Regions from separate parts of the Homo sapiens genome. Here region 1 is linked to region 2. Evidence: chromatin loops called from intact Hi-C (ENCODE). Cell type or tissue: Caco-2. All regions are shown on one strand. Links, peaks and the distances in the headings refer to the core of each region. The heading gives the core; the rest is flanking DNA. Region 1 overlaps CCDC85A (coiled-coil domain containing 85A). Region 2 has its middle 570 kb from the start of CCDC85A.

Region 1 (9,015 bases), core at 2,981-5,480, 560 kb after region 2:
ATACTGCTTCCTATCTATTTACACACAAATGATTCAAACAAATTGTGTGAGGATTTAAAAATATGAAAAAGCATGTCTTACCATCCATATCAAAAGTTAATTTGTAACAGCAGGATAAATACAAGTTACCAATGCCCATGTTTATAGGCTGATGATCCATAAACATCTCATTGTGCCACTTCATTTTCCAATTAATTACTGAAATTAAAATACAATGCAAATGCACTGCAAATATACTCTGAGGATATCAACTCTCAGCATAAGATTGGTCACTTAAGAATGAGAAAACTTGAAGTAGACATAAGATTTGAACTTCACTATCATTCTATTACATCAGTTTTAACTAAATTATAGTGTTAAATTTTAAGAAACATTTACCTGCCCCACTAAGTTTCTCTGTATCCAGGCAATAAGCTATGAGGTAATGTCATCTTTACTAGGAGATGCACCTTACCTACAATGCAAGGCATTGTTTAAAAGCTGCATCTAAAAACTTTTCTTAGAAGTCAAATCATACAGTGATTAAACTAGAGTTCTTTATATAAAGAAGCCCTTTTGTAAAGAGAAAGTGTTTTTTAAGTGATCCACTTGTCCCTAATATTTTCTTTTAGTTTCAGAGACAAAGTTTCCTTTTAATGGTGCACATATTTACTTCTCAAGCTCATTAAAAAGTAATCAAGAAATGGAAAAATCATTAACTTTACCTTCCCATTACTCCACTATCCCCTCTTCAAAGACAAGCTTCATGTCCAATGACCAATCTCATGATAGTAACACAACCAAACTTTCTTTTTAAATGACTTGCATCTCTTGTACAGAATTGGGCAGCCAAGACTGCCCACAGCAATGGGGTGGGGGTGGGGGCAGCATCTCCACGGCTCTTGGGAAGAGTGAGTGAAGGTTCAACCTTGGAAAGGCACCAGCCAGGACGCCTCAAGACAACAGGTAAACTGGCTTCTCTGGGCCTCCACCTCCCAACGACAGAGAAAGCAGTAGCCTCTCATCTTTCCCAACCTTTTTATTTCCACTTGTGCTTAAAAGAACATTGCATGCATTTGAAGTCAAGTTTCTGGAGGCAATTTTCAGCACTATGAGAAAAGGATTAGGATAAAATGGAATCCAACAGGTAAATCCCCAAATACAATATTGAAATTTACCCCTTCTTGTCACTGCTAAAACTGGCAGCCTCCTCCACTACTGCTTGGAGCTGGCTGCAGACTCCAGAGCACCTTCCAAATAAAGCAAAAACCCTCAGATATTTTCAATGAAAACAAAACCCCACAGTATATAAAATCAATCGTTTTAGATCCAACTCAACCATAGGTAACATAAAAGGATTGTGGAGTTTTTTTGTTTTTTATTCTTTAAGAAATGATTTTTTCTCTCTCAAGTGCAAAGTGGTTTCAGATCCAAGATGCAGAAAATTAAACCTCTTCGAAAAGGTTTAAAAGCTCAGGTTTAGCACTGCCTCAGCAAATGTAGTGGACGTTATGCTTTAGAAACCAAAAGAGTGTCCAAACACATCTGTACATTTTAAAAAGGTACTTTCAAACAACCAGGAAAGATGTCTCTTGCAGTGTAAGACAGCATATTATTTGGAATATGTATAAGGGAGTTTGATGACAGTGTTGGTGGATTTTGAGTGAGTAGAAAGGGAATCAGCTGATGCGTTTTAGATGCAAAGAAATGTCACAGATTCAGGCCTCCAACACAATGGAAAAAAAATCCTTAAGGTAAAGTCAGGCATATTTATAGCCATTTGGGCAGACCAGCATCAAGCCTGTTTAGGAACATCATACTTCTTTTTTAATGTTATTGGTTTTTCATAGAAATATTCATATCTTCTTGTATATAACCTATTAACTGGATTCAAAATCCTTTTGGCAACCATTCCACAAACAAGCTCTGGTAGGAAACAGCACACACCACTAAGAAAATGCTCAGGTTTAAGATGAAAGACTCTTAGAATGGTTCTATTTTTTATCACCAATACCCAAAGATTTCCCTTTGACAACTCAAGGTCCTAAGGAATTACTGTTCCTCTCCCTCCCATAAACCCTCATCCCCAAACTTCTTCACACTGACTGATAACTGTTTAGAATAAAAACAGATGGAGGAGAAGAACCCCATATCATGATTTTGGGTCCAACATTTGCTCCTTCCCCAAACCCACTCCCTAGCTAGCGCCTGCACTTTCTTACATGGCTGGAAAGTCCATCATCATTCGTAACTCTCTACTGAGTTCCCCAGCCCAAGCAGCACCCCAGCACATACTGACCCACCGTTCATGCCACTGTAGACATTCCGGTGATGGGGTGACCCGTCCTCCTGTGCCTGCCGTCTGAGGGTGCCCTCCCTGCTGCCTCCGCCGCTGCCTCCACTTCCTCCACTGCCTCCTCCGTGTTTGTGATCAGGGCTCCCTCCATAATGTTGTTTGAGGTGCTCCGGGCTGGTGCCCCTGGCTCTGGGGAGATGCTCTAGGCTCCCCCCAAGAGCGTGTTTCTGAAGATGCTCCGGGCTCCCTCCACTGTGCCTGGCGTGTTCAGGGCTGCTCCCTGACCGGTGCTTCTGGAAGTGTTCCGGGCTCCCACTCAGCACGTGCTTGGGCAGCGTTTCGGGGCTGCTCCCTGGATGCGGGTGCCTTTGCTGTTCGGGGCTGCCCTTGCACAAGGGTTTGTGGTGCTCCGGGCTAGGTCCTTTGAGTGCTTTGGGGCGATCTGGGGTTCCACAGGCTCTGGGTTTCTGTGGATGCTCGGGGCTGGCGCTCCTGTGCTTGGAGTGCTCCGGGCTGCCCTCGCTCCGGGGCTTCTGCAGGTGCTCCGGGCTGCCACTGCTCGCGTGGTGCTTGTGGTGGTCCGGGCTGTCAGTGCTGCCAGTGCTGGAGGTGCTGCTGCCGTCACCCACATCCCGCACGTAGGGTGCGGTGGAGGCTGTGAGTTGGCACAGGCTGGCCTGGCTGTCGATGGAGCAGCGGCTGCCTGCGCAGCCTGCACCCTTCTCCTCATCTAGTAGCACACAGAGCTCCTTGAGCTCCATGTTCTCCTTCACCACTTCCTCCTGCTTCACCTCCAGGTCTTTCAGCTTCTGCAGGTATAAGGCCACTTCCTTGTGCATCACCCCGGCAGTGTAGCGACCCAGTCTCTGCCACTCCCGAGACACCCTCTTGCCTTTCTGCCGGTCATCATCCAGGAAACAGCAGAGGTCCCTCAGTTCCTGGTTGTCTTCCTGGAGTTTCTGGTTGATATCCTGAAAAGAGAGACACAACCATTCAAGGGAAGTACACATCTGAGGTGTCAGCAGGCTCAGACTTCCTGGAAAGGGAGAGCCTGTAACTGGTGAATTACCTGTGAGGTTAGGGGAGGAGGTGAGGGAGTAGGAGGAAGCTGAAGATTTGTAGCTGTCCATAAAAATTAAACTAACTTAAGTATCAGTTCTATCCCTGCACAATACTTTACTTGCATTATGTCATCTAATTTTTACCCAAACATTTAGGGGATAATAATTAGTATGGCCATAAAAATTAAACTAACTTAAGTATCAGTTCTATCCCTGCACAATACTTTACTTGCATTATGTCATCCAATTTTTACCCAAACATTTAGGGGATAATAATTATTATGGCTCTTATACAGAAGAGGAAATCGGACCTCACAAAGCTTCACTTGTCCAAGTTCATCTGGTCAGTAGTTAGGGAGCAACCAGTTCATTATCAAGAAATCAGTCACTAGATAAAAACAAGGCTCCCCTGCCTCACCCTCAAGAAAGAAAAATAACTGCTTGTGACCTGTGAAATGCTTAAAAGCCCTGAGACAACAGACCTTTCAACAGAGTAAACAGCAAGCACTGCTTAGATCTTCAGCCCTGACATGGAATATGCAGCCCCAATTCCCCTGGTAGGGAAAGGCACAATTGCCCTCTAGTGGCATTTCAGCCCTGCACATCCAACCCCTACTTGCCACACCCACCTGAACATCTCCCAGGCATCTCTCACTTATCTCAAGCAACCTGAGCCTTAAATTAAGAGACCTCTCTCCCCAAACTGCACCTCTCAGCAAATGCCCCCTCTTTCTGTTCCACTGTTCTTTATATGAACCTGGGGTCATCCCTGGCATCTCCTTCTCCTTCAACCTTCCATTTCAAAACCAAACAAGGCTTTGGAGCTCTACTTCCAAAATTTAGCTCATCTTGTCATTCCCATGTTTGAAATCCTTTAATCTCATGGCCCTTAGGATACAATGCAAAATCCTTTAAGTCACACAAGGCTCCAGGTACATTGATTCTGCCTACTTCTCCTGCATGAGTGATGATTCACTTGCTTGTTCACAAATACTCAGTAAACATCTATTACTGTACCAGGTACCAGTCCAGGTGGTAGGGATATATCAGTGGACACAGCAAAGACCCTGACATGGTACAGCTTTTATTGTGGTGGGAAAGACTGGCAAAAAACACGTATAGAGCATAACGTCATGCAGTGAGAAGTTCTGGAAGGAAAATTGAAGCAGGTTAAAGAATACTCTTTTTCAAGAGAAGATACCGCTACAGAGAAGGGAAACATTTGAGCAGGCACCTGGGTGGAATGAAGGAGCCAACATTTGAGTGAAGATGATCCCAGGCAGGGAGAGGGCAAGTAAAAAGCCCTAAGACCAGCATGAGAGCAAGAGCTCAAGTACAGCGAGGTGAGCATGTCTAAAGAACAGAGAGCAAGTCAACGGACATGGGAAAGGGGGTCTGAGAGGCATCAGGGCCTAGAATATGCATGGCATGGTCAGCGACGGGAAAGGCTTTGGGTTGTTAGGGAGCTGAGGATAGAGGAGTGACATTACATGATTCCTTTTGCAAAGAATCTCCATAGTTGTGTGGAAAACAGACTGACTGGGGTAGGGGAGGAAAGAAGGGAGGGTCAGGATAAAGTGGAAGCTGCAAGATTAACAAGTAGGCTCCTGGGCTGGTCCAGGTAGAGGGAGATGATGGTGGCTTGGACGTGTGGTAGCAGTGGAGAAGGTGGGAACACCCCTCCTCATCACACACTGAGGCTGTGTTTCAGGTCCTCAAAGGGCAAGGCCTTTCCCTCTCACCTGGAATGCTCTCCCCAGCCTTCTAGACAACCATCAGGTCTCATTTTATAAGTCACTTCCCCATAGACACCATTCTATAGAAGGTCCACCCCCAATCTATGGTCTACCATCATCCCTCAGACTTACTGCAATTTGTAAGAAGAAATGTGTGAGTATGACCATTCATTCTAGACTACATCTTCTCTAGAGTCACAAGAACAGAGACCTCATCTATGTACTTCTGTGTATGGAGAACACAGCACTCCCTGCGCAAATACCTGAAGCCAAGGAATTTTTAAGATGACTAGTAGAGTTCCCACCTATTCTCCATTTATGCATACAGTCAAGGAGCCAGCAGTTCCTTGAGGCACTGTAGTTTGGTAAGGATGAAACAGGGGCAGCTACAGGGCTGCTACCTAAGATTTCACTGCTTCAAAAAGCCTGAAAAATCTTTGGTCTTGCGAACCGATCCAGAACTAGAGGTACTCAGAAAGGGGGCTGAATTCACTTACACTCAGGCTGATTTCAACACTGCCCTTAACATAGACTAAAAAACAAATTATAAAACACCTGTCAACCACATCCTCCACTTCCTAAAGTCATGGGAGTGAATTTGTGGGTATTAGGAAGAAGCTTATGCAGCTTAGTTTCTAACTCCAGTTCTAATTCTTGGCATCACCAACAACTCTGTTCCTTTGCTTCTAATTCCCACCTCTCCTTTTTGCTTCTCGTTGCCACTTTCTGTTTTCAGGCCTGACCTTTGCCAACAGCCTCCCAGGCAGCCTCCCTGCCTTTGTTTGCACCATCCACTCCTTCCCCTCACCCACTAGAACACAAGCACTCCTCAATCAGACCTTCAAAAATACTCCCTGCTATTCATGACATAAAGATGGCAACAACAGAAACTGGGGGCTCTTAGTGGGGTAGGAAGGGAGGTAAGGGTTAAAAAACTATCGGATACTATGCTCAGTACCTGGAAGATGGGATTAATCATACCCAAAACCTCAGCATCACACAGTGTACTCTCCGAATCTAAAATAAAAGTTGAAATTTAAAATAAACAAAAAACAACAACACCTGGGTTCAATGGCTCATATCTGTAATCCCAACACTTTGGGAGGCCGAGGTGGGCAGATCACTTGAGGTCAGGAGTTCAAGACCAGTCTGGCCAACGTGGTGAAACCTGTCTCTACTAAAAATACAAAAATTAGCCAAGCATGGTGACACGTGCCTGTAATCCCAGGTACCCAGGAACCTGAGGCAGGAGAATTGCTTGAACCAGGGAGGAGGAGGCTGCAGTGAGCCAAGATCACGATACACTACAGCCTGGGCAACAGAGTGAGACCTTGTCTCAAAAAAAAAAAAAAACACCAAAAATACCCCGTGCATGTTTTGCCTCTCCTGTTTATCAATCCCCATCACCTTTCCTTTGCCAGGGAAAATGAATAAGACCCTCAGCCAGGCCTGAAAGGCTGTCCCTTGCCTTTCCACCTTTAGTTGCCAGCTAATTATGAGCTATGATTACGTCTGTGCATTCCAACTAGAAAATATCATCTTCTACCCCATATGAACCTAAGAGGAGAGATTCCTCTGAGAAGTTTCCCCCGGCACAGAAAAGTACCCATGAATGAATGAATGAAGTAACTTTCCCACTCACTGTTTAAGGCCTGTATCACACTCTAGCTAGAACAATCACTAGACATCAATTTTTTCTCCTTTCTAATGTGGACATCTTAGCTTCTGGAGAGCAGGGTCTATTCCAAAAGTCTTTCTTTGAATATGCAACATATCTGGCATGGTGCCTTGCATACAGTGGACACTCAATATGTGTTTATGGACTGATCAACCATATAAAGCTCCAGGCCTCTGGCCAAAACAGGCTACAGCTATAGCTACTGAGAAGAATTTCTTATTGTTTTCAGCAAGCACTAGCTATGTCAGAGCCTACAGTAGTAAGAAAATAAACTATCCCTTGATACTGATGCTTTACAGGAAATCAGAAGCTGTGGATATTTGGAGAAAACAATAACAAAGAAAATTAATCTTTCTAAGCTCCAAAAATTATTCAACATTTAGTTTAATCCTGGCATTTGATAGAAAGCTCAAGTCATGTTCTCTTTCATCTAAACAAATTTTCATAGGAAAATACTTCCCTTTGACTATGCTACAGCTACTTCTGATTTCTCTAGAGCTGGAAAGTAAACAGGACTGGTGCTACCCTCGGCTTCACGGAGCTAATGCCTTTTCCAAAAGGAGTGAAACATACACTTCTCAGCACTCCAGATGGAGTAGATAGGAGTGAGTATTGGCCCACTCCCATTTCTATATCACAGTTCCCTCTTTCTATTATTAGTTTTCTTGAGAATATTATTTACTATTCAGTTCTGAGCTATTTCCTTTGCCTTCTGATGAACAGCTAAGCAGCCAGCTTGATAATAACCTTGTGATCCAGCTTCTTCAAATCTGCCTCACTAAGACTTGGGCTTTCTTTTGCAAAACACTAGGTGTCCTTTTAACATTGCCACCGGCCACCAGAAATTATCCAAGTGTCTAAGTGGACTTTTAAAAGGTTAAGTCCACTTCGTAGCACACCAACCAAAATTTCAATCTTATGCCTGAAGACTATCAAGTACTGTATCTACAGTTAAATAATTGTTTTAATTTGTTATTTTGCTTCACTGCAGAGCAGGGTGGTGGGCGGGTCGGTGGTTGGGTTAGGAACCAAGGAGGGAAATTAATGCAATGAAGAAAACAAATCTACAGAGATTCATCCCGAATCAGCCCCCAACTGGGATACTGGGTCAGAGCAGCCTGAAGTGTTGGTATATGCTCAGCAGTCCAAAGACATGGTTCTCAGGAATCCAGTTCCTTACAACATAACCCTAACTAGAATCTCCCTCATCCACCCCTTCCAGGACCACACATTCTAAGCAAAGAATGTCAACTAGCCAAAAGAAAAGGAAAGCAGGCCGATTTTGAACACTTTATGTCTGTGTGACCTTGAGAAAACTATCTAACTTCACTGGGGTTTCTTCATCTATGGTATATTTCATCCTCATAAAACCTCATGTGGAATTAAAATCCCCATGAGCAGATGAGAAAACCGAGAGACAGAGAGTTTAACAATTGGCCAAAGCTGCCCAAATTATCAGAATCCAAATTCTTTATCTTTCCACTTCTCAGGGCCCCTGCACTGCCCTGCCTCCCAAATATCTAAACACAAACAAGTCAATCAGTGCTAGGACCCGGCCACAGGCCCCTGAAAAGTAAAGAACTGATGCTGCCATCTCCTGTGTCCACAGCTACAATAACACCTGGTAGCCTTACAAATATTTAGATGCAATTTCAAAGTCAGCTCATAGAAAGAGGCATAAAAAAGAAAATGTATTATGGTCTTAATTCCCCTACATTTATAGTTCTCAACTGAGAATGCCAAGCCCTCAGACGCTCCCCCACGCCCTTAACAAAAAAAAATACTTCTTTTCTTCCAGTTAAGCCAAAATAAATATATGTACCCATCATTTATTCAATCAACCACATTTATGGATTACTATGGTGTCCAAGGAAGCTCTGAGCCAAAATAAAAAAGAGAAGGGAGAAGGCTGGCCTCTCCAAAGAGTAAAACCACAGCACACCCAGGGTGGGCCAGAAGCCTGGGAGTCCGCTCCTTGCAGCAGCCCAGGGATGACATGAGAAGAGTAGAAGCTGCATCAGAAAGCAACCTGCCCCCATCATTTCTGAACTTGATAAGGAAGTAGACTGGCAAGTCTTTTAATGCCAGGTCATGAATCTAGATCACAAGGAGACTTTCTTACTTGGGTGTACGGGCCTTTAGCTGACCTAATAGCTACTTCTCTACATGAAGCTACTGGAATGAAGCCCAGGCACTCTACCAACCCACTCTACCATTCCCCTCCCCTACCCACACACAGACATCACACACAGTCAATCCACATAA
Region 2 (9,015 bases), core at 4,378-6,877:
TATACTTCTGATTAAATGATGAGACTCTACTTTGACCTTCACTCTTGTGGTTGGTGAAGATTAATAAACAGTAGTGAAACAACAAATCTGCCACAAGAGAACTGGCCTTTTGCCACTGTGAGCATCAGCATTTGCTCAGTCTTCAGAAACAGAACAATTTTCTGACTGGCATGTGACTTTAAGAATGGTTGTCAACTTGATTACTGGAAAGTGTCCCCTGAACTGAAAAGAACATCACAGCATAAAATTCTGCCCCTGCAGCTAAAATGGCCTGGCTGCTTCCTCACCAGCAGCTGATGCCAGGCATCCTTTTACTACACCTGCTAGGCAGCCAACTGGGGGAAGCTGCTAGTGCTGTCAAAACTACACAAAATGTTAAAGATAAAAGGATTAGGTGCTGTGTTCGAGAAGGGGTGGAGGATTCAGCACTATACAGAGGACACCTGGAATGATTTTTCAGGCTGGGGAATCAACGGGGAAGACTTAGTTGGAGTTATGTAGATTCCAAAGTAGAGGGTGGGGAAAGAAGTGTGGGAAGCAATTGGGCACACCTTTAGGAAAATCCTTTATCTAAACCTCTCATGGCTTCCCAGGCATCCTGCCAGTTTGGGGTGATCACATCAATATTTATAGCACACCGCGTCAGGGTGCCTATGTTCCCCAGCAGGGGCGATTAATATGTTATATCAACACCTATGACACGACACATTTTATTTCTGTCAACAAAGAAAGAGGTTTCTACTTTCTCTGTCAGCTGAATACCGAAACCTTTTATTTTGCACAATAAACCATCTATCGCTGCAGCTGAAAGATAGATGCTGAACTGCAGTCAATTCTTTAAATAGGTTTCTTCAACTGGCCAGGTGGCCTGTATCAAAAACGAGAAATTCTACTTTTGGTGGGAATAGGCAGACATGACGGGAGGCGTGCAAGGAAAGAAGTGCTTGTTATGGTTTTCAACACAGATATTTGGCACTGAACTGTATACGGCGAGGGAACTACGCAGGGTTTCTGTCCTCAAAAAATTCTGAAATAACGCTAATAAATATGACACATATGACATTAATCTTTTGAGATTATTCTTGAAAAAAATAGTAATATCAAAAGCCTACTCTATAATACTGAGTGACTAAAGGCAAGGGATGCAAAACAATATTTAGTATGCTGCAAATTATTAAAAATACTACGTGTATAGGTATGTATGTTTGCGTGTGTTTAGAGAAAGGCCAAGAACTATATCAATCTTTAACCATGGTTGATGCTGAGGATGTAATTGTGTGTACTTTTTATTTTCTGTGTTAGTTCCCATATTATAAAATACTCTATAATGTATATATATAAAAGATACCAACATAAAAATAAGAAATGCAGGGCACTTTATTTTTAAACAGTGCTTTCTTCTTAAGACATTGAGGTGCCAAGCAAGTGTTAATTTCTAGAATTATGATAAGATGGAAAAATGGATCCCTTGGAGTTCCATTAACAATAAAAACAGCTTTTGTAATTTCCCTCTTAAAAAAGAGAAAACAAGCCCTAGTTTCTTAGATAAGAGAGGAGCACAGTTTGATTTTTTTGTAGTGTGGAAATGAGTTTACTAAGAAATGAAAGTTGGTTGACCCAGGGCTGCAGATCATGCCACAGGTGTTGCTGAAGGTTTTCTCTGTAAAACTGAGTGGGCTGAGGTGAAACTGGGGCTATGGTTCTCCTGTTTGTGCTAGCTGATCCCATCTGAGTGCCGCATCACCACTTCCAGAAATGAGTATGCATGAACTCTTCATGATCCATAGGACTCTAGGCAACATATTCTTGGTATCTACTGAGTTTTTATCACTAATGTTAATGAAGAAATAGATTCTTTGGAGCTGTAAACATCATCAAAATATTCACAGAGTTAATGGGAACAGTTGATTGCAATACACATATACCAGGCCCAAAGTGAGTTCTTGTCCACTTGTCAGGCAAATTGACTTCTTCATAAAATGGCAAAATATTATCTGGCTTATGATTTCTGAAATTTGATAAGAAAATTATGATGGTGCTAGCTGGAATATTTATTAAGAGACTTGTTGTCAGTGTGTTACCTACATTATATCATTTAATTATTACAATCATCCCATTAGGTACATTTTTCTACTATGCCCATTTTGGAGCTGAAGAAAGAGTCTTCGATTAAGCAATTTGCCCACATTCTCACAAATAGAAAGTTGTGTTACAGGAACATAAATACAGGTTTCTTTCACTCTGAAGCCTTTCTGTCTGACACAGCAGATTATTATCCCAAAGACAAAGCTTATGCTTTCCAATAATTTATTCTGAGCATCTATTATGTTCTCAGCATTATTCTCTGTGCCATGGGAGATACAGTGCCCTGGCAATGTTTGACTTTGCCCTCAAATGTTTACAGTCTTAATAGACAAGGCAAATAAATACAAGTAAAACAATTAGCAAATAATTCAAAAGGCAATAATTAAGTGATAATAAAATAAAAACAAGTGACAGCATAATATCACATACAGAGTTTATATTTGAAGTCAAAAACATGGGTTTAAGCAAAGTTCTGTCACATGTCCATATGACTTTAGGCAAATTACTTAACTTGAATCTCGTTCTCTCTCTCTCTCTCTCAGGGATTTGTCTGTCTTTACTGGACTCATATCTGAGATATGAGAAGTTTGTGTGTAAAGCAAAAGGAACTATTTCACCCAATGTCTCTTCCAAATGCTGAGGCACATGCAGCACTGCTTGGATTCACCTCTGAGAGTTGACAACATTAAGACAAACCTGGAGCCAAGTGTACCTCTCTACTAGGAGGGTTCTAGTACCCACAAAGAGGCAGAGAAATAAAAGGCCTGATGCCTGGTGAAGTAGCTACAGAGCCACTGGGGAGAGCAACAGTGGGACCCAGGAAGCAGGTAAGAGACAGTGGGACCCAGCAGAGCGGGGGCAGAGCAGAGGTAGCACTTGGAAAGACACTATCAGAAACATACTAAACTTTGTGGGACTGGGGCAAGAGAAAAAATGAAATCAAGGTAACATACATCTAAATAATTAACATTTATAAGTAGAACTACTAGACTGCCAAATAAAATATGTTCTATCCTCCTGTCTTCATAAGATTCTCAGCTTGACAGCACTGGAAGTGGTTGACTCGCCTCTGGCCAATAGCCTGCAGCTCACCCACTTTTTTTTCTACCCAGGCTCTGCCCAACATTGCAGGTGGCCTCTCAGATACAATGTGAACAACCTAGCCTAAGTGCCTAAGCTCTTTTATAGACCCCACAAACAACTGCCCTGGGCTATCACTCAGGCTTATCAGTGTGTTTTCCCACAGACGGTGGGATCTTCCCTCAGAGGGACAGAATTGGGCAGGTAAGAGCCGGCAGGAAGGTGCTGCTTCTATAGCTGGCAGAATCCTGCAGGGAAGGTAAGTTATGACTGCAAACAGTCTAACCATTTGCAGGAATCTTTCGAAAACTAAAAGAAAGGTAAGAAGTCCTCAAAGCTAAACATTATGACAGGGGTTATTACACCTTTCACATTTGGTATAGATATTTTTGAGGCAACAACACACACAGAGTGCCTCTCGCCCATAAAATAACTCCAGACAAGATACTGAACATGATGAATAAGCATTTGTTAAAAAAATGCATAAATAGACAGAAAAAAAGCATGTGCTTGATCCAAAAGCCATTTAAATCAGAAGGAATTTTTAAAATAAAATCAAAATAAATGAGTGAATAAATAAATATTCAAAAGAAAGTTGAGGTATTGTCATTATCACCATTGTATTGTGAGTGACCAAATAAGCAAGATCAAGTCAAGAAACAAAATACTTATGGTGCAAGTCATGAATTCAAACATAAAATTAAAATATAAAAATCTTACTAATTGTCCATGGAATGAGAGGTAAGTTCTTTGGGCAACGGGTTTTCCAGGTGATTGTATTCTGCCAGTGCAGGCAATGCCTAAGAAACAGCACTTACAAGTGACTCTTAAGAGTTTTACAACAATGAGGCAATTCACACTAAACAGCACGAGCTTTATTTTTTTCAATTTTGGTTATTTAGTTATTATTTCATAATTATAGACTTAACTCTGCAATCCAGCAAGATGTGAAGGGGAATAAGGAAAATATGGAACCCAAAGAATTGCAGCAAAAGCACAAAGATACAGGATATTGCCAGCCTATGGGGTGGAGGGGTGCTCTCTTGAGCTACAGAAGGTATGGCCCAGTGGTTAAGATAAAACACAAGTCAACTTTATTAGAGTTTTCCACAGTCAGCAATGGTAATCTTGCTGGTCTTGTCATTCCTGAACCCAAAGCACTCCATGGCTTCCATGATATTCATGCTCTTTTACCTTGCCAAAGACCACATGATTGCTATCCAACCACTCAGTCTTGGCAATGCAGTGAAAAACTAGGCACTGTTTGTGTTGGGTCTGGTATTCTCCATGGACAAGATTCCAGGACCTGCATGCTCAGGATGAAGTTCTCACCATCAGATTTCCCGTGGTAGAGTGACTTGCTGCCAGTGTCATTAGGGTGTTTGAAATATCCACCCTGGCAGACAAATCCTATAATAATTCTGTGAAAGCAGGAACCCTTACAAGCAAAGCTTTCCTCTCCAGTGCTCAGAGCACAAAAGTTTTCTGCTTTCTTTGAAACTTTGAAAACAGCTTGAAGAGACACAGACTAAAGGTTTACCATAAGGCCACAATGTACAAGCATGGTGGGATTGACCATAGCTGATGACATGCGGCTTCGAGCAGTGGTGGCATCTGCAATGTCAAACAGCATGAACTTTGTATAAATCATGTGACTATAAATGTTTTGGTTGTCAAGTTTATTAGAGCTACTAGTTTTTCCAATCCATAGTGGAAAGGAAGTTATATGAAATGTAATCAAGCTAAGCAATCCTTTCTTGTATCACATAAAACAAGATAAAATAAAGAAAATTTTGTCTTTTTTATGTTAAAAAATAAACCCAGATTGTCTATCTCAAAAACTTGTTCTACCTTATCCTTGGAAGAATTCATGTGAAAAGACCTCTGGGAAAATTGATGACGGAAAACTTACACATTTTTAACACATTGCTCTCTTAACTAAGAGTTACTCCTTGGCAGCCTCAGAGTCTATAAGCAGATATCCTTTTCTTCTATATCAATTTGAGATATAATTTTATTGAGATTCCAACTCACTAGGATTTAAAATGAGACACTTAAGGAAACCAACAGATTCTTTCATGTCCCCAAATTACCTATCTGAAACATTATTTGCCATCAAGGACACTGACTCTGGGAAGTCATGGAGAAGGCTGGCCATTAGGTGATGTTCTCAGCAAGAAGATCACATGGGAGTAATTCCCTGACCCTCCTCTTCATGTTCAAAATAAACCAGCCATCGTTTCATCCTATGTGATCTTCCCAATATAAGCACTGCTAGAAATCCTGGCTTAACCATCCTGAATAAATTTAGCCTATGCAGCCATTCATTGTGTTAAATTCCTTTGCTTCCCTTTGCCTACCACATGTTTACCTTCACTGTGTGTTTTCTATTCAATATCAAAATGTTACTGAATTCATAACAGGTGCTGGTTGACCAAGAGCTTTTTCCATTTTTCTTCTCCCAGTGCCTCCAAAATCAAATGGTTTAAAAATATGTTGTTTCTATCAGTTACCACTAGATGGAGGTACAAATTTTGAAGTGCTACGTAAATGTTACTCATGCATTTCCTGAAAGGTAATGGTACAAAGTCACACATATTATTGTGTTCTTACAGGGCTATACATCCTACTGCCTTGTATAATGCTGAATCCACATACTATTTTAACTCATATTAAGGAAAATATACATATATATTATATATATAATATACCTGTATATGAATAATGGCAAGTCTAAAACTTGTGCATATATATATATACACATTGAAAGATTGAAAGGTCGTTAATAATGAGGTAACTGCTTCTCTGGCATGGTCATAGATAGAGAAAATTCATGGCATATTATTTTATTTGGAACACATTCAGTACTTGACAAAATAGAATAATGTTCGTTGAAATTAGACTGAAGTAAGGGATGTATCTAGGGGACAGTAGACAATAGGTTGAGAACCCCCATGTCTCCTTTCTGCTGCTGTGGGCTTCACATAGGCCTCATGTTTTCTCTGCACCACCCCCCCCAACACCAAGTCACTCCTTATAAAAATCTGCTTTCAAAATGCATCTGGCAGTCTTATTCACATTGAAATATAAATGATTAACATTGTGCTGTGTGCTACCCCATACAGGGAAATTGTTTTTAAATAGGGCCTATAATATTCTCTTGATCCCTGAAATTACTCATAAAGGAGGAACACCAGCCCATACAGAAATGCAGGAAGATTCTGATTTTCTTTTTCTTTACAGTGACATTTGGTACAATGCAGAAAGATGTCTCTAGGCGTGTGATGACTTGGAGAAGCGTAGTTAGCTGCATAATTTCTCAGCCTGGGGTGGCAGCTAGCAAGAGGGAAACTGCATTGACTGCAGCCCGTCAAGAAGAGAACCAGATGAGTCCTTGAGACCTGGGCATTCTGCTCCATGCAGGGAAAAACTAAAGCAAGGTGGGGACTGTGAACTGATAAAATGAGAAATGCAAACAAAAGGAAGACTGATATCTTTTACAGATCTGTGGGGGAATCTTAACTATCCTCCAAGTCTTCGACTATAAAGAAATCAAAATTCACATTATGAGGAATTGGAATTTTAAAAATGGGGCATTACCTAAAGGAGTCCTCAGTATTCATTCTACCTTCAAATATTTGGACTGATTAATTTGTTTTCCTTCTAATCTACGCTACCAATTTAGGAAATGTTACAAAATATCTAGAAAGAGAATTTCTAGAAGTTGCTTTCATTGCAGCAAATAAAAAATGGCAATCTTGGCAAGTTTGCCTCATAAAAATGTATAGCACTTTGATTCTGTACAGGAATGCCTTTTAATATAAATAGATGTCTGCTAATAACTCTGATTAGAAACACTTTGGAGAGAAGAAAATGGGAAGGATGGATCCCATTGACCTTTTTTCCATTTGTTGGGAAAATGCAAATGCCTATTCAGAGTTCAAGCCAGCATCAGTCTTTAATTGCCATGCAATTGTTCTTTAATATGGTTTATTATTGCTTTATAAACTATTGACAGTTTATTCGACAATAGGTTTTTGCCTTCTCTCTTATAGCAAATGTCTCATAAAACAAACAAGCATCTTTGAGACAAATAAGTTAATTACCTTTAACCTGAGACATTTACGTCCATGTGAGCATTAGTGTAATTGGTCAAATGAAAAGATGTGGGTTTATGGAAGCACTGAAAATAGCATGTTGATATATATAGTTTATATATATTCATAAGTTTTCCCAGGGGAAAAAAGCCAACTTAGTGAACTTTTCTACGACACCTGTATTTTATTCATTCACTTATTAAACAAAATTTGAGTAAGCATCTGCAAAAGGAAGGTTTTGTCAGAGTCCTCCCAGAGATTAGAGTCAAGCGTGGTAGATAACCCAAGGATAATGTATAAAAATTTACTTATAATATGGATGAGTACAATAAAGGAAACAGCATATTATGAGAAATTATAATAGGAAACTGGTTTAGTTGGGAGGAGCCACTCAAGGCATCTATGAGAAAGTGGCTTTTGAAGTAAAAATTCTAAAATGACCAGGAATTAGCTAGACAAACAAATCATGGGAACAGAGTCTTGAGCAGAAAGAATAGAACGTCAGAGGGTTCCAAGACAATAACGAGCTTGTCATACTGATAAAATAAAACTTTGCTCACTGAGAAAATGATGCCTCCTCTCCTTTTGGACTCTGACATGTAACATTGGGTTCCTGTTTCAGTAGGGTCCAAACAGAAAACTGATGTCATAAGGATGGTTTCAAATTTATAAACAAGTCAGCAGATTCTAGGAAAACACACACACACACACACAAATGTAGTTAACCTGGGGTTAGCAACCACAGAGCTATTACTATCTTTAGACCAAAGAGAACAATGGAAAAGTGTATAATACAACCTGACAGTGGAGCATCATGTAGAAAAGGCCACCTTGAGTAGAGCAATAACTTTCAGTCTACTGACATAGAGCTAGCTTCACAGTTAGAGAGTCCCACTCTCCTCCCTACCTCTCATTTTCTGCTGAGGCACTTCACTGAAAACCCCACCAGAAGCCAGAGGGAAGAGCCTCTCATAGTAGTCAATACAGCTCAGCCTCCCCAGGTGGCTAACGGAAAAGGTAGAAAGGGATACAGTTGAATCTGGAGGAGCAAATATAAATGCCTGGCACAGTTTGCCATTTCCACAATGAAGAAGGGGTGCCAGGAAGGCGGGTGGCCTTAAGATCAACCATATGCTCATGAAGCAGAAGAAAACTAGCAGCTTTCCATCTTAGCTTCCATTATTTTAACGAGTTTCCTCATCTCTATTATTTCTTTGCCCCCTTGGGTGATTCTACTTCTTATTAGCAAGATTGCTTTCATATTAGCTTCCAATCACACCACATGAGGATACAGAGACCTGATATAACTCTACTTCTCTGCAGGAGTCTCTACACCCTGTTTGCATACTCCTCCAAATTTATGCCTCTAGTATGGTTGCGAATATTCTCACCCATGATGTAGCATGAAATTCTCAGTCTACAAGGTGCATGAGATTTACCTGGTGAGCTTGTTGAAAGGCAAAACCTTGAACCCACCCCTCAGAAATTCTGAATCAGTTGGTCTGGCCTATAACCCTGGAATCTCTATTTAAAACAAGCATGATCTGTGATTCTCATGCATGTGCTTGAAGGAACACATGTTGAGAAACTCTTGGTATAGTTGCTCCACTAAAGACAGCATATTACTGATGATGCATTTCAGAAAAAAAATTAATGTATACAACAATATTTAAGAAAATAGAAATTTTGGTAAAAGCTATATGATGCCAAAAATAGAAACAGAACTATGCAGTGATTTGCTTAATTCACAAGT

What was found. Hi-C counts contacts between places; a loop is a spot of excess contacts. Peaks named below come from ENCODE experiments on the same cell type or tissue, not always from the same donor. Only the 100,000 strongest peaks of a DNase experiment are listed, where the experiment ranks them.
Region 1: a loop joins it to region 2, with 12 times the contacts of the local background. A loop is called at or near these places in 83 of 110 quality-filtered maps.

The regions. Positions count from the first base shown.
Region 1 is chr2:56,186,708-56,195,722 of GRCh38, reverse strand. CCDC85A (coiled-coil domain containing 85A) reads right to left here. Exons shown (of 6, transcript NM_001080433.2): 2 at 2,283-3,246. Among named protein-coding and RNA genes, the nearest start is that of CCDC85A, 7.2 kb to the right of the region's middle. In Caco-2, for the core only: a CTCF peak has its summit at 3,951 (motif pointing left); a DNase peak (open chromatin) is centred at 3,892.
Region 2 is chr2:56,746,029-56,755,043 of GRCh38, reverse strand. It overlaps the pseudogene PPIAP63. Among named protein-coding and RNA genes, the nearest start is that of CCDC85A, 570 kb to the right of the region's middle. In Caco-2, for the core only: a CTCF peak has its summit at 5,708 (motif pointing right); no DNase peak of the experiment used is centred there.